2 separate regions of the Homo sapiens genome follow, and region 1 is linked to region 2. A link is a contact called in ENCODE Hi-C or POLR2A ChIA-PET data. All regions are on one chromosome and are shown on one strand. The core of a region is the stretch at or near the end of the contact, and the rest is flanking DNA. Distances in the headings are between cores, read along the strand shown. Region 1 has its middle 25 kb from the start of ARL13A. Region 2 holds the start of CSTF2 (cleavage stimulation factor subunit 2).

Region 1 (7,242 bases), core at 3,321-5,820, 180 kb after region 2:
TAGTTATTTACCATTACTACTACTATAGGTTGAGTATCCCTTATCTGAAATGCTTGGGACCAAAAGCATTTCAGATTTCAGATTTATTTTCATTTATGAATATTTGCATTATATGTACTTACTGGTTGAGCATCCCTAATCCAAAAATCTGAAACATTCCAATGAGCATGTCCTTGAGTGTCATGTCAGGACTCCAAAAGTTTCTAATTTTAGAAGATTTTGGATTTTGGATTTTCACATTAGGGATGCTCAATCTATATTACCTTCACCATGAGCAGCACAGCCACCATTTATTGAGTGCATTCTGGATGCCAGGCACAGTGCTAAGTTTTTGTTTTGTTTTGTTTTGTTTTGAGACAGAGTCTCACTGTCTCCCAGGCTGGAGTGCAGCGGCGTGATCTCGACTCACTGCAAGCTCCACCTCCTGGGTTCACGCCATTCTCCTGCCTCAGCCTCCCAAGTAGCTGGGACTACTGGCGCCCACCACCACGGCCAGCTTTTTGTATTTTTAGTAGAGACGGGGTTTCACCGTGTTAGCCAGGATGGTCTCGATCTCCTGACCTCGTGATCCGCCCGCCTCGGCCTCCCAAAGTGCTGGGATTACAGGCATGAGCCACCGCGCCCGGCCCACAGTGCTAAATTCTTTATTTCCATTATCTTATTCACAACAACCCTTGGGGGTAAGCACTATACCTGACTGCATTTCACAGATGAGGAAACTAAGGGGCAGAAAAGTCAAATTTGCCCAAGGTCCCACTGCCTACAAAAAGCAGAGCAGGATGTTCTCACTCACATGTGGGAGCTTACAAAAAAAGTGGATCTCATGAAGATAGAGAATAGACTGGCAGTTTCCAGAGGACAGGAAAGTGCGGGGCGGTGGGGGTTGGGGCGGGAGATGAAGAGAGGCTGATTAATGGATACATATATACAGTTTGACAGATTGGTAGGGTGACTATAATCATCTATTGTATACTTCAAAATAGCTTGAAGAGAATAACTCAAATGTTCTAGCATAAAGGCAAATATTAAAGGTGATGGATATCCCAATTACACTGATTTGATCTTCATAAATTAGATGATGTATTATCATACATACCCACAAAATGTGTACATATATATCAATTTAGAAATTAAATTGAATTTTAAAATTTGGGGGTGAGGAAAAAAAAAAGCAGAGCAGGGAATTCAATCCCGATCTTTCTGACTCTAGAGCTACTTAAAGCCAGAAAGAAAGAGAAAGCTTTATTTAAGAAAAAATGCTGGCCGGGTGCAGTGGCTCATGCCTAGCACCTTGGGAGGCCAAGGCAGGTGGATCACTTGAGGTCAGGAGTTCAAGACTAGCCTGGCCAATATAGTGAAACCCCATCTCTACTAAAAATACAAAAATTAGCCGGGCATGGTGGCACGAGCCTGTAACACCAGCTACTTGGGAGGCTGCGGTCGGAGAATCGCTTGAACCCCAGAGGTGGAGGTTGCAGTGAGCCGAGATTGCACCACTGCACTCCAGCCTGGGCAACAGAGTAAGATTCGGTCTCAAAAAAAAAATGTTGAAGTATATCCATGCCCGTGTCAGGAGAATTAAGTTAATATCAATAAGCACACCAATAGTGGTAGCACACATTGTTGATTCAGCACTTCCATTTTGCCAGGTGCTGGGCTAAGTGCTTTATATATATAATTACCTTTCATCTTCAAAACCCTCTGAAGTTGATTCTACCACCACCATCTTACAGAGGCAGAAAATGATGTTCAGAGAGGTTAAATAATTTTTCCCTGGGGACCCTGGGACAGGAGGTGGCAGAAATGGTTTTCAAACTAAGGTCCTACTCCATAACCCTTGCTCTACCCTATACCATCTCACCAAGCAGTATAAATGAACTAACTCATAACTGCTTCTGAGGGATAGAAACTTTGTACAGAAAGATCCCTCTTACAACCCCATCTGGAAGGTCTGACACTGTAGATGGTTGCATCATTTGCTCTTATCTTCAAGGAAACCATCCCAAGCACCTTATAGGTCTTTGATAGGATTCTGACTGAGGCACAGCTTAGAATTATGAAGCTGAAAGGAACCTTACAGAGCCTCTGGTCCAACCCCTGTTGTTATAAAAATGAGGAACTTGAGGTGCAGAGAGGTTAAGTGGCTTGCCCAAGATGGTACAGCTGATGGCTGGCAGAGCTGCTCCTAAAAATCCAGATCTCATGTGCCCAAGCCAGTGCTCTACTCTGTTCAAAAATACTGTATCCTCCCTGGGTCTTCTTTGGCCTTTCAGCCCATCTACCTTCCTCCAATTTGCCTGATAAATATCGCTGGAGAATTCTGCTGACAATCATTCTCACCTGGGGATGCAACAAATCTCTCTCCTGAATAAGAGTTTTATGAGGCAGGAGACTACGAATCAACAAACCGTAAGAAAATTGGATCATGCACATTTTATAACATGTGTGTTTATGAGGCAGGCATACTTTCTCAGCCAATAGAGAAGAGAAAGTGGATGGGAAAAAGGGATGGGATTGTACCCTATGAAGGTGAGCTGGGTGAAGAATCTAAGTTGAACAACATCTAACACAACTGAATTTCAGTATATTGGCATACTTCCTTTTGTGCAATGTAGGTGTTCCTGGGTGTCAACCAAATTTTCCTACATAGAATCTATCAATCACAAAAAGTTATTTAGATACCCTCCTCCCAATACAATCAGTGTACCCTTAGTCATGTAAAGAAAAAAAATCTCTTTTTGAGTGAATCTTAATTGTGTTGCTACAGGCTGTTAATATACTTTCCAAACCTCTTACCAAGCTGGGTGACCAGGCAATTTCCCCCAGTGAAGGCAGGAATAACAGTGCCTACCTCAAAGGCCTGCTGTAAAGTTTAAAAGGGATGATACACACAAAAATGTTTAGAATAGTGCCTGGCACACCCTAAGTAGGATATTAAATATTAGCTACTATTATGTTGATTTAGGGAAGGAGCTCGGTGAGATCATTAGAAAGCTATAGTCCCCCTTCTGGGATAGGTATCCACTTTTCTGTAGAAAACAACCCAAAGAGAGATGTCTTAGACTGTCAAGTACAAAGTGAATAGAGAATCTAGGGTAATTACAACCAACGCCTCCCATATTTTTCTCTTTCAGAATCCTAAATCTGCCAAAGAGGTTTTACAAATCTCTTTCTCAGTGGGGCAGCCCAGGGACCAAGAAATGGATAGTTTCTTGAGCCTGGAGGGCAAATTTTCTTAAAGGCAAGTGGTTGCCTTGGGGTTTCTTTTCTTTAGTTGTCAATGTCTTGGTCACTCTCCAAGATGTTTAGAATGTAGCTCCCGTCAGAGGCACTTGCAGCTTATGAATGACCCTGGCCTATCATTCACTCATATGGCTCTGGGTATGTTTCTATCTTATCTTTCAGGGACAGACCTGGGCTTTCTGACTAGAGAATTCACTATGAATAGGTAGAGAGGTCCTTCTGCTCTGAATGGTTTTCAATTCCTGCACTCCAGTCCTCACTTGTCATTCATGTGTTAGGTCTACCTGCCAGTAGCACTCTGTCAGCAGGGTTGTTAAGCAATCTATGACCTCTGTAGGAAATGAGTCATATAGTTAGCACGCAGCAAAGGTTAAGAAAGAACAGTGATAATTCAGGGTTGGAGCATGGAAACCAGTAGTAGCTAAACTAGTTATAAATCCCCCAGAGATTCAAGTGTTGGGTGTTTGGGCCATACCAGTTGTGTTTTTATTTTTGTTTTAGTGGCAGGGTCTTGCTCTATCACCCAGATTGTAGCGCAGTGCCACAGTCATAGCTTGCTGCAACCTCGAACTCCTGGGCTTAAGCAATCCTCCCACCTTGGCATCCCAAAGTGCTGAGACTACAGGTGTGAGCCACTGTGCCCAGCCCCAGTTGTGTTTTGAATATTGTTCTTTCCTCTCAATAACATCTTCAAATCACTTATTTTCAAGGCAGTTGCTACTGGCAAGATGTAATAAGTGCACTCAACACAACATCACTCTTCTCAGGAGAATCCTGCCAACTAGTATTCTTAACCATAAGATGGCTATGACTGACTTAAGGGTCAAGCCTGGACTCACTGCTTTGTTACTCAACCCTGTAAACCCTTTATTGGAAGACCAAAACTTAAATTTCTGACATGAAAGTGTATAGAGAATGAGAACTGTCACCCAACTTTCCAATACTGAAACCATCCCCTCATCCCGCTGTATTTTTATAGCTGCAACTAAAAGAACTATAGCCATGGCACCCCTGATCTGTACCTTATTCCTTCAGCTGTAATAAAATGTTCTCCCACTCCCCTTGCCTTTTTTCTCATGTCAAGCTCTGGAGGAAACAATTGTTATCCCAGGAAGGAGAAGGTGGCAGATGCTTTCTGCTATTGGCACATAGATAATATCAGCTCAGGGGGAATGTACTTCCACCCCTGTGCCCAGTAAGTGCCAGGATCTGGTCCAGGGAGGCTGAGGTGGCTCTGCTGTTGGGTGGTGGGAGAGCAATGTTAACAAAGCACTCAGGCTGTGCTGTGCACTGATGACTCAGGAATCCCACGCGATCCCACGCTCATGCTAGTCGCCACATCCAGGAACTAAAATAGACCTCTGGTGCTATGAGACAGCAGGCCTTTAGATCTGCTCAGAAAAATAAGCCCGGTCCTAACAACTGGCATGCTATTCAATACAATGGAATGTTACACAGCCATTAAAGATGGCAATTATGTGCACTGTGTGGGTGGAAACCAGAATGTGAAATAATGTTAAGTGAAAACAGCAGAATAGGAAAGAGCAGATATACATGCTGATCCTAACTATGTAAAGCATACATATAAGAGCACTTCTCTAAAGAACTTAAAAGAATGAAGAGTTCCACAGTTCTTTTACATTCCACACCCCCTACTCCAACACATTCTTAATATACATTTTTTTTTTTTTAGAAAATTGTCATGCTGATTACACTAGGTTACAAAGACACCTGTCTTTTAGCTAACACAGGAGTTAACTCCACTGATAATGTGGTTCAGGGACTAAAGGAGAACTGAATACTAAGGGGGCTGGTGCCCCATCATTTGGAGCAACGTGGATGGAACTAGAGGTCATTATGTTAAATGAAATAAGCCAGGCACACAAAGACAAATATCGTATGTTCTCACTCATATTTGGGTGCTAACAAAGTTATCTCATGGAGGTAGAGAATAGAATGATAGATACCAGAGGCTGGGAAGGGTGGAGCGGGGAGCGGAGAAAGAGATGTCGGTTAATGAATACAAACATACAGTTATAATAGAAGGAATAAGTTCTAATGTCCAATAGCACAGTAGGGTGACTATAGTTAACAATCATTTATTGTATATTTCAAAACAGCTAGAAGAGTTTAAACATTCCCAACAAAGAAAAAATGTTTGAGGCAACAAATATCTCAATTACCCTGATCTGATCATTACACATTGTATGCATATATCGAAACATCACATGAAAAAATATGTGCAACTATTATGTATCAACAAAAATGGCCTGGATCGTTCCTCTTCCTCCCCTCGCCCCCTTATGTTCAGGGAACTTGCTCAAACACAATTACCATTTCAGGTTTGGCACTACAGTGAGAAATTCCTTCCTAACTCCAAGCCGACCAAATAAGTCTAAGATGGGAGATTAAGAAAATTTACATTTCCAGCCTGGGCAACATAGCGAGACCTCATCTCTACTAACGATCAAAAATTAGCCAGGCATGTTGGCACATGCCTGTAGTCCCAGCTACTCAGGAGGCTGAAAAAAAAGGGTCACTTGAGCCCAGGAGACTGAGGTTGCAGTGAGCTATAATCACAGCACTGTACCCAGCCTGGGCAACAGAGTGAGACGCTACTCAAAAAACAAAAAACCAAAAAATAACTTATATTGAACCTCTTTTAGTTGGGCCACTGTGTTTTGAACTAGCCTTGCTTATATGGAAAGAAAGGAACTAGATTTTTTTTTTGATAGGCTTCTATAAGTTCCATATTTGTAAAAGAATTGTTGCACACTACCCCTCTTGTCACCTTGTCAGGGTTGGTACTTACAGTCAGTCAAACATCTAGCACATATCTGGGTATCTGAGTGAGTAAAATTCTCTCCCTCGAGATGTGGCCTTAACACCTTTCCAGACCTGGTTTTTCTAGAATTAGCTTTCAATCAGTATATTTAGTTTTCCAAAGACTATAGTTAGTTTCTTTTAACTTTGCATTTTGAAATAATTTTAGATTTACTCAAGAGTTGTAACTGTAGTTCAGAAAGTTCATGTATACCCTTCACCTAGCTTCCCCTAACGGTAGCATCTCATCTTCTGGTACACTGATCAAAACTATCACATTAACATTATCATCATACTAGTTACTAGACAACAGACTTTATTTAGACTTCGGTGTTTTCACTAATGTCCTTTTTGTTGTTGTTGTTCAAGATTTAATTCAGGATCCCATACAACATTTATAGATTGGTTAGTTTACAAAAAAAATCCTACAAACAGGTTTCCTCTTAAGGAGTTGAAAGGGTAAGCTAGTAGGTGTTCTAAGCAAGTTATGATCCTGAGCCACTCTACCCAGAAGGGAACTCCATCACTTCTGTACCAAAGCCCTTAATCCAAGACGCCTCATCACAGTTATTTTCAGAAAACATGTCTTACATTAGCACTTCTCGCAGTAGTACAAAATGATTTGACAAGTAGGTTATTTTTAGCAACCAACATTATGAAGGTGACAAAATGAGAGAAATAGCCTTCCTTGTCTGCTTTCTATGCTTCATTTTTCTTCAAACCGTATATAAATTTTTACTAAAAGCTGTAATATTTGACTAAAACATAAATGCTGAGAAACACCCACACCAACAGGGAAGGGACTCTGCGATGTGTTTGGTTTGACTTGCCTAAAATTAATTATTGAAAACACAGAAAATTGGCCTGGTGCAGTGGCTCACGCCTGTAATCCCAGCACTTTGGGAAGCTGAAGTGGGCGGATCACTTGAGGTCAGGCGTTTGAGACCAGCCTGGCCAACATGGTGAAATCCCATCCCATCTCTACTAAAAATACAAAAATTAGCCGGGCGTGGTGGTACATGCCTGTAATCCCAGCTACTCAGGAGGCTGAGGCAGGAGAATCACTTGAACCCGGGAGGCAGAGGTTGCAGTGAGCCAGGATCATGCCACTGCACTCCAGCCTGGGTGACAGAGTGAGACTCCATCTCAAAAAAAAAAAAAAAAAGAAGAAAACTT
Region 2 (6,462 bases), core at 3,561-6,060:
AGTTTCATTTTGGGAAAATAAAAAAATTCTGGAGATGAATGGTGGAGACTGGCGCACAACAATATGAATGTACTTAATGACCCTGAACTGTACACTTAAAAATGGCTAAAATGGTAAATTTTAAGTTATTTATATTTTACTACAAAAAAAAGGTAACATACTAAAATGATCTCATGGGTTTTGTGAGAATCAAATGAGATCCATGTAGAGAAGCCTTGTAGTCTATATAGCCCTTCGCAAATGTTAGCTCTTCTTAGTCATTATCACTCCATTTTCCCCAATCTGATACCATTATCCACACACTTTACCCAGCCACACTTACCCAACAGCACACTGTTTGAGTTTGAGTGCTATCTGGTGAATACTCATCTTCATTTTGCTAAACCCTGGATGCCATGTGCTAGCCAACAATATCCTATTGTTCTGGTTCTTAAACAAAACAAAATCTCAAAGACTTCTTCCTCTTACCTAGTTTTACCCAATGATTGGCTTTGAAGCAGTCCTTATTCAGTAATAAGAGGTCACCATGCCATGGCCAAGAATAGGGCAAATCTTCCTCCAATTCAGTTGAACTCCCTGGCCGTCTAGCAAACAACATATCTCATAACACATCCTTTGAGCAGGTGAACAACTCTGAACCTTCTTTGAAGGAACAGGATTCTGGGAAAGGAATAAAAGAAATGCATGCAGTGTGTATTGAGAATAAAATCTATTAGCTAAGAAATAAAAAATGAAAATGCTACAACATGATCAGTTTTGATGGACTAGACAACTCTCTGTAGAGTAGCCACAGGGCTGAACCCTCAAATATTCCCAGAAAGTATAGACATTGCTGTAGAACCAGCCTGATAATGCAGCAGTGCAGAACTTAAGAATGATATTTCTTTCTAGAAAGCAGACCAATTGATATCTTCATCCTGTTATTGATCAGAATCCACGTCAGCATTCAGGTGCTCTCTGGCTACAAGTTTCCTTAGCTCTTGCAGGCGCTGCTCATTGAAGATTTCTCTTAACACAGGTAATGCTACCAGTCTCATCTGGCACCTTTTTCATGCAATGACAACTATCCAGGAGTTGCTGCCTTTCCAGATATCCCCTGCGAGACCAATGAGGGATTTTATTCCATGACTCTTTGAAGAGGTTCAAACATGGATCAAACATGAAGTAGTATGTACCCCAGCCTTAGAAATTTAATCTTTTATGACTGGGAGAAAGAACCCAAGTCTCTGTGCCTTCACAGTCTTGAATATCTCTGCTTGTTTCACTTACGTTTACCTCACTCAAGATTCTTAGTGTCATCGACATGACTGGTTAAGAACTCAGGACTTTTCAACAAAGTTTTCTGCCAGTGCCCCACAAATCATGACTGTGGTCTCCCAAATTCTTTGATTCTCCACTAGGTTCCCTTTCTCCTCCATTCAAAGCCCCAAATAACATTTACCCTATATATTTAGTCCCGTTTTTTGTAGAAATGCTTCTTTGCTTGTGTTCCCCCTACCTTTTCATATCATACCTACATCGTTAACTGAGGCTCAGTCATAACATCAACAACAGCATGAAACATCCCACCTTCTGTCTTCATTTTGCTATAAACTGGAGGCAAAGGAAATGCTGTCACTCAGGGAGTATATCAATGAAGGGAAAGACTCTCACAAGACAGGCACTGAGGCAGGAGTCACTAGCACACAGTGTATAAGTGAAATCTAAATATAAAAAAGCAAGCACTTGGGATACATCCCTTGCACACACCTCCTCTTTTATAACCAGTAGAGTGAAGTTGGTTGCTGAAGTCACAGAATCAATAGTCTATTTCCCACAGACGGCTGATGATAGCAGAACAAGCCCTGGCTAAGTCCCCCACCCTTTTCTTGAGTAGCTCATTGTTATGAGCCACGGACCCACCATCACCAGGTCACATGTTCTGTACTCTTTCCTAAAAACAGTGACAAAATATGCTGAGCCATCCATATTTCCTCAGTTACATTGAGAGGCAGGAGATATAACAATTAAGCAGTCTCTGGAGCCAGAGCAACCTGAGCTCAAACCATGCCTTAGCTTGCTTGTTGTGGGACCTAGGCAAAGTTACTGAAACTTCTTTAGACATGTTTATCAATAAAATGGGTACAGTTGACTGGCTCCAAGATTTCTTGACCTCTTGATGTATTTGCCCTGCATAATTCCTAAGACTGTGATTATAATGGATTTTACTCTTATGATTAGGTTTTCACATAGCACAGTTGACTTTAATACAGGGAGATTATCTGGGTAGGCCTTGCCTAAACACAAGAGCCATTTAAAAGCAGAGTTCTCCCCAGCTGGTCAAAAGAGAGAATCTCTGGTCAGAGATTCACAGCATAAGAAGGTTTCAATGTGCCATCACTGGCTCTGAGATGTAGAAACCCACATGTAAGGACCAAAAAGAAGCCCTTAGGAGCTAAGAGCTACAGCCCTCCAGCCAATAGCCAGCAAAGAAACAAGGACCTCGGTCCTACAACCACAGCCAACCAAATTCTGCCAACAAGAAAAATGAGCTTGGAAGCTGATTCTTCTCCCAAAGATTCCAGATAAGAGTACAACACCTTGATTTCAGCCTTGTGAGATCCTAAGCAAAGAACCCACTCATGTCCACCCAAACTTCTGACCTACAGAACTGTGAGCTAACAAATGAGTGTTGTAAGCCACTAAGTTTGTGGAAATTTGTTACACAGCAATAGAAAACTAATACAATGAGGACACAGCAAGTGCTTAATAAATGTTAGCTTTTATTATTACTAACTCATTGGGATCAGCTACACAGTTGTAAGAAGGCTAAAGTAAAAATTATTTATGCAAGGCTGGCAGTGCAACATAGCATTCAGATCCAGGGTCCATTTGGTCTAATATGGCTGATATTAAGTGTTTCTCAAGGGGAGAGACATTATTGGCATTCAGTGGGGGGAGGGGTTCATCCTGTAGAACTGCCTTGGACATGGCAGTCCATTTATCATCTCTGGCTTCTCTTCCCCTAGCAGTAGTCATTGCAACAACTGAAAATGCCACTGTACATTTCCAAAAATGCTCCTCCACAAGGGTTGAGAACTTTGAGAACTACTTTAAGGGAAATTTCATAAGAAAGCATGCGTGTCTTAAATGCTGCCATAAAGCTACCTCAATAACTACAATGCTACTCAAATTACCTGACCCTAAGAATCGCCAGTGGCACTTGTTTAAATATAACGATTCCCAAGTTCTTTCCCTGGAGTCCCATTCCATAGGGCTGGGGTGGAGCCCCAGGAATCTATACTCTTACTCAAAGACCCCAGGTTAATCTTTTGTTTATGTAAGTTTGCCAAACACTGAGTTAGAAATATACTCAGCCGTACATGCATTTAGCAAAAGTTCACCACAACGGAACAATGACACACCAAAACTCTTTGAAACTGTGCCTTCTACAGAGCTGTAAATCTCCTTTTGGACCATTCCATTACACAAGGTGTCCTCTTGGTCACACAGTGATTGCAAATGGGACTCTAGAGTCATGGAAATGGGTATACTCTTCTCAAACTTTCCATCTTTACCAGAATTACTTCTTAAAGTGATATGCTTCATGGTGTAAACTAGCACTTATTAATTTTTTCTAAATATTTATCATATTTCATATACTTTTATTTTGGAGATGGAGTTTCGCTCTTGTTGCCCAGGCTGGAGCGCAATGGCAGATCTCGGATCACCGCAACATCCATCTCCCGGGTTCAAGCGATTCTCTGGCCTCAGCCTCCTGAGCAGCTGGGATTACAGGCATGCGCCACCACGCCCGGCTAATTTTGTATTTTTAGTAGAAAAGGGGTTCTCCATGTTGGCCAGGCTGGTCTCCAACTCCCGACCTCAGGTGATGCGCCCGCCTCGGCCTCCCAAAGTGTTGGCATTACAGGCATGAGCCACCGCGCCCGGCCCATATACTTTTAATACATGTGGAATTAATAAAAACGTCCATGCCTCCAATTCCGTGGCTATTTTACCGTCTTCCTTTTTCGGACAAGTCCCTCAAAGGTAGCGCTCTTGGCTCCTTCCTTTGCTTATCCCCTAACCCTGTCCTCCTGAGGTGCCCCCTGGATTTCCTCCAACCCCGGCAGGGTCTGCCTTTCCGGGATGATACAACGACCTGCCCTGCATGCCATATCCCAGGCGCGTGGGCACCAAAGTGTGGAAAAACCGATGAATGACGTTTTCTGTTTCCGATACTCTGCCTGCCAGAATCCCCTGCCGCACCGCCCCACCACGAAGCACATGGAACCCACGGACTACACGAGGACAGAGGTCTGTTCTCCCTTTACCTCTCCCATTTCTTTAACTATGCTTCTCTCGGCTGGCATGCCCTTTCCTCATCTCACTCCACACACGAACAGGTTTAGCAAATAATATGCACGCTGCTGGGACGGGCCCAAGCATTTCCCTCCCTTGATAGGGCGGAACTAAAATGCAAGCCCCACAGTTGTCAGCAAAGGACTTCCCTGTTACCATGGTAAAGCCGCTGCGCCTTTATTGTGGTTGAGGAGTACTTGCATCAACCTAAGAGAAAATTAATAAGAAGGAAGTCTGCAGGCTGAAACCCTTCAAATTAGCCTGGACTCGCCTGCATCTGGCTCGGAACAGAGTTAATCTCAGGAGTGAGAATATAGCCCTCCGGTGGACGCAACTCGCGCCTGCGGCTAACAGAATGTCTCCAGGGGAGGGGCTCTGCGTCCGTTCCGCCCAGGCCCTTCCGGCTCACGCGCCGTACGGAAGCGTGCTCAGCGCTGGGCTTGTGCTCCGTACGGAAGTGTGCTTTGGCGCACCGGAAGCCGACTCAACAGAGCTATGGCGGGTTTGACTGTGAGAGACCCAGCGGTGGATCGTTCTCTACGTTCTGTGTTCGGTGAGAGGAATTCGTTGTAGTCAAGCTTCGGGGAGGGACTCCCCTCTGCACCTTCTATCTCATGAATCGCTACCGGAGCCGCTGACGGTTCGGACGTGCAGTTCTCCCTGCTTATCCTGTAGGGCGTCCAACCTGGTGGACTCATGAGCAAAGAGATATTCCCATTCTGCCGAGGTCTCGTAGGCTTTCCGCAATATCAGTGGGGAAGTTAGACTAGCGTTCAGCTTCTGTGCGTTTCTCCTTTCATGAGCTTCAATTATTCTCTAGAGGAGAAGGCTCACGGTAACAGCTCCTCACTGTCCCGTACTACTTCTCATCCTCTGCCCCAGAATACAGACTATATGCTGAGGGTATAGATCCTAGTGTCCACTTACTGTCCTCTCCTAAGGACTTTCATCCTTTGCTTTTTATCTGTAACATTTTAGTGCATCAATAGTGGTAGCGGCCACCTGGTGTCCTGAGATGGCTTGTAAGTGAATGAATGAATGAACTATTAAGATCTCCTCAGAGGAATTTTAAAAAGGATCGAAACGATTCTGAATTATCTTTTTGGCTGAAATAAGTTGTTTTTAAAAATACGTGTGATTATTTTAGAGTACCATTTGAAAGGGACATGACAAAGTAGTTCAGAATACTTTTTAAACATCTTTCACTACATTCATCGTCATTCTCCCTTAAATGTTGTATGTGTGGAAATACATAGGAACCTGTTTTAAAAATTATATTAAATAACATTGATATTTTTTGTAGTCACTGATGAGACTTGCAGATCTTTAGGTAAATACCAGTGCCAAAGTATTTATTTGCACCAAAGTTAAGGAAAATCTAACACGTGTCAGATCAGTCTGAGAACTAACATTTGAGAGTACCTACACATTTTGTATTTAGTTTCAGTGGTATATTTCCTTTGTTAAGAGGTCTGAAGAAATACAATGGAATTGGGATTGGAGAACACTATTTTGAGTCTTATATTTGATGATATAAGTTTACTTTCTCACTAAAGATCTATGTTATAAACTCAGAATTTTAATGTTACCTATTTTCTTCCTTAGTGGGGAACATTCCTTATGAAGCTACTGAAGAGCAGTTGAAGGACATCTTTTCTGAGGTTGGACCTGTTGTTAGTTTCAGGTGAGATCCCCTTTTCCTTCATGGTGGGAGCTTCTTAAAAATCACCACAGATTTGGCTCTTAGTAATAATGGCAGGTTTTCTTTACTGGTGACTTTTCACATACATTTTGTTCTTGTAACAGCTTTATTGAGATATAATTGATACACTATACAATTGACATTTATTCTTACCTAAAATATGTTTTTTTCGTTAAAAATGTTTTTTAGGCAGGGCATAGTGACTCAAGCCTGTAATCCCAGCACTTTGGGAGGCCGAGGCAGGCGGATCACCTGGGGTCAGGAGTTCGAGACCAGCCTGACCAATGTGGTGAAACCTTGTCTCTACTAAAAATACAAAAATTAGCCGCCGTGGTGGCCCATGCCTGTAGTCCCAGCTACTCAGGAGGCTGAGACAGGAGAATTGCTTGAACCCGGGAGGCAGAGATAGCAGTGAGCCA

What was found. Hi-C counts contacts between places; a loop is a spot of excess contacts on that map. ChIA-PET counts read pairs that join two places held with the same protein, here RNA polymerase II (POLR2A). Pooled maps may share reads with other maps.
Region 1: a pooled map shows a loop between it and region 2 (5-fold over the local background). The contact joins the enhancer-like site here to the promoter of CSTF2 in region 2. A Hi-C loop is called at or near these places in 2 of 168 maps with a recorded cell type or tissue (PC-3 and chondrocyte), 1 of 37 single-sample maps with no recorded cell type and 9 of 50 pooled maps. POLR2A ChIA-PET finds 5 or more read pairs at or near these places in 1 of 52 experiments (activated CD8-positive, alpha-beta memory T cell).

What each region holds. Positions count from the first base shown.
Region 1 is chrX:100,991,046-100,998,287 of GRCh38, forward strand. It overlaps a transcript of TRMT2B not described here. Among named protein-coding and RNA genes, the nearest start is that of ARL13A, 25 kb to the left of the region's middle. RefSeq lists a silencer at 297-492. Within about 2 kb of position 4,571, at least 5 of the 41 ENCODE cell types and tissues checked have a DNase peak (open chromatin) inside an H3K27ac peak, as active enhancers do; they include PC-3, where a contact is called at or near this core.
Region 2 is chrX:100,815,581-100,822,042 of GRCh38, forward strand. CSTF2 (cleavage stimulation factor subunit 2) reads left to right here and starts at 4,811. Exons shown (of 14, transcript NM_001325.3): 1 at 4,811-4,894; 2 at 5,947-6,025. The coding sequence starts at 4,837. RefSeq lists enhancers at 4,483-4,542, 4,553-4,602, 4,883-5,042.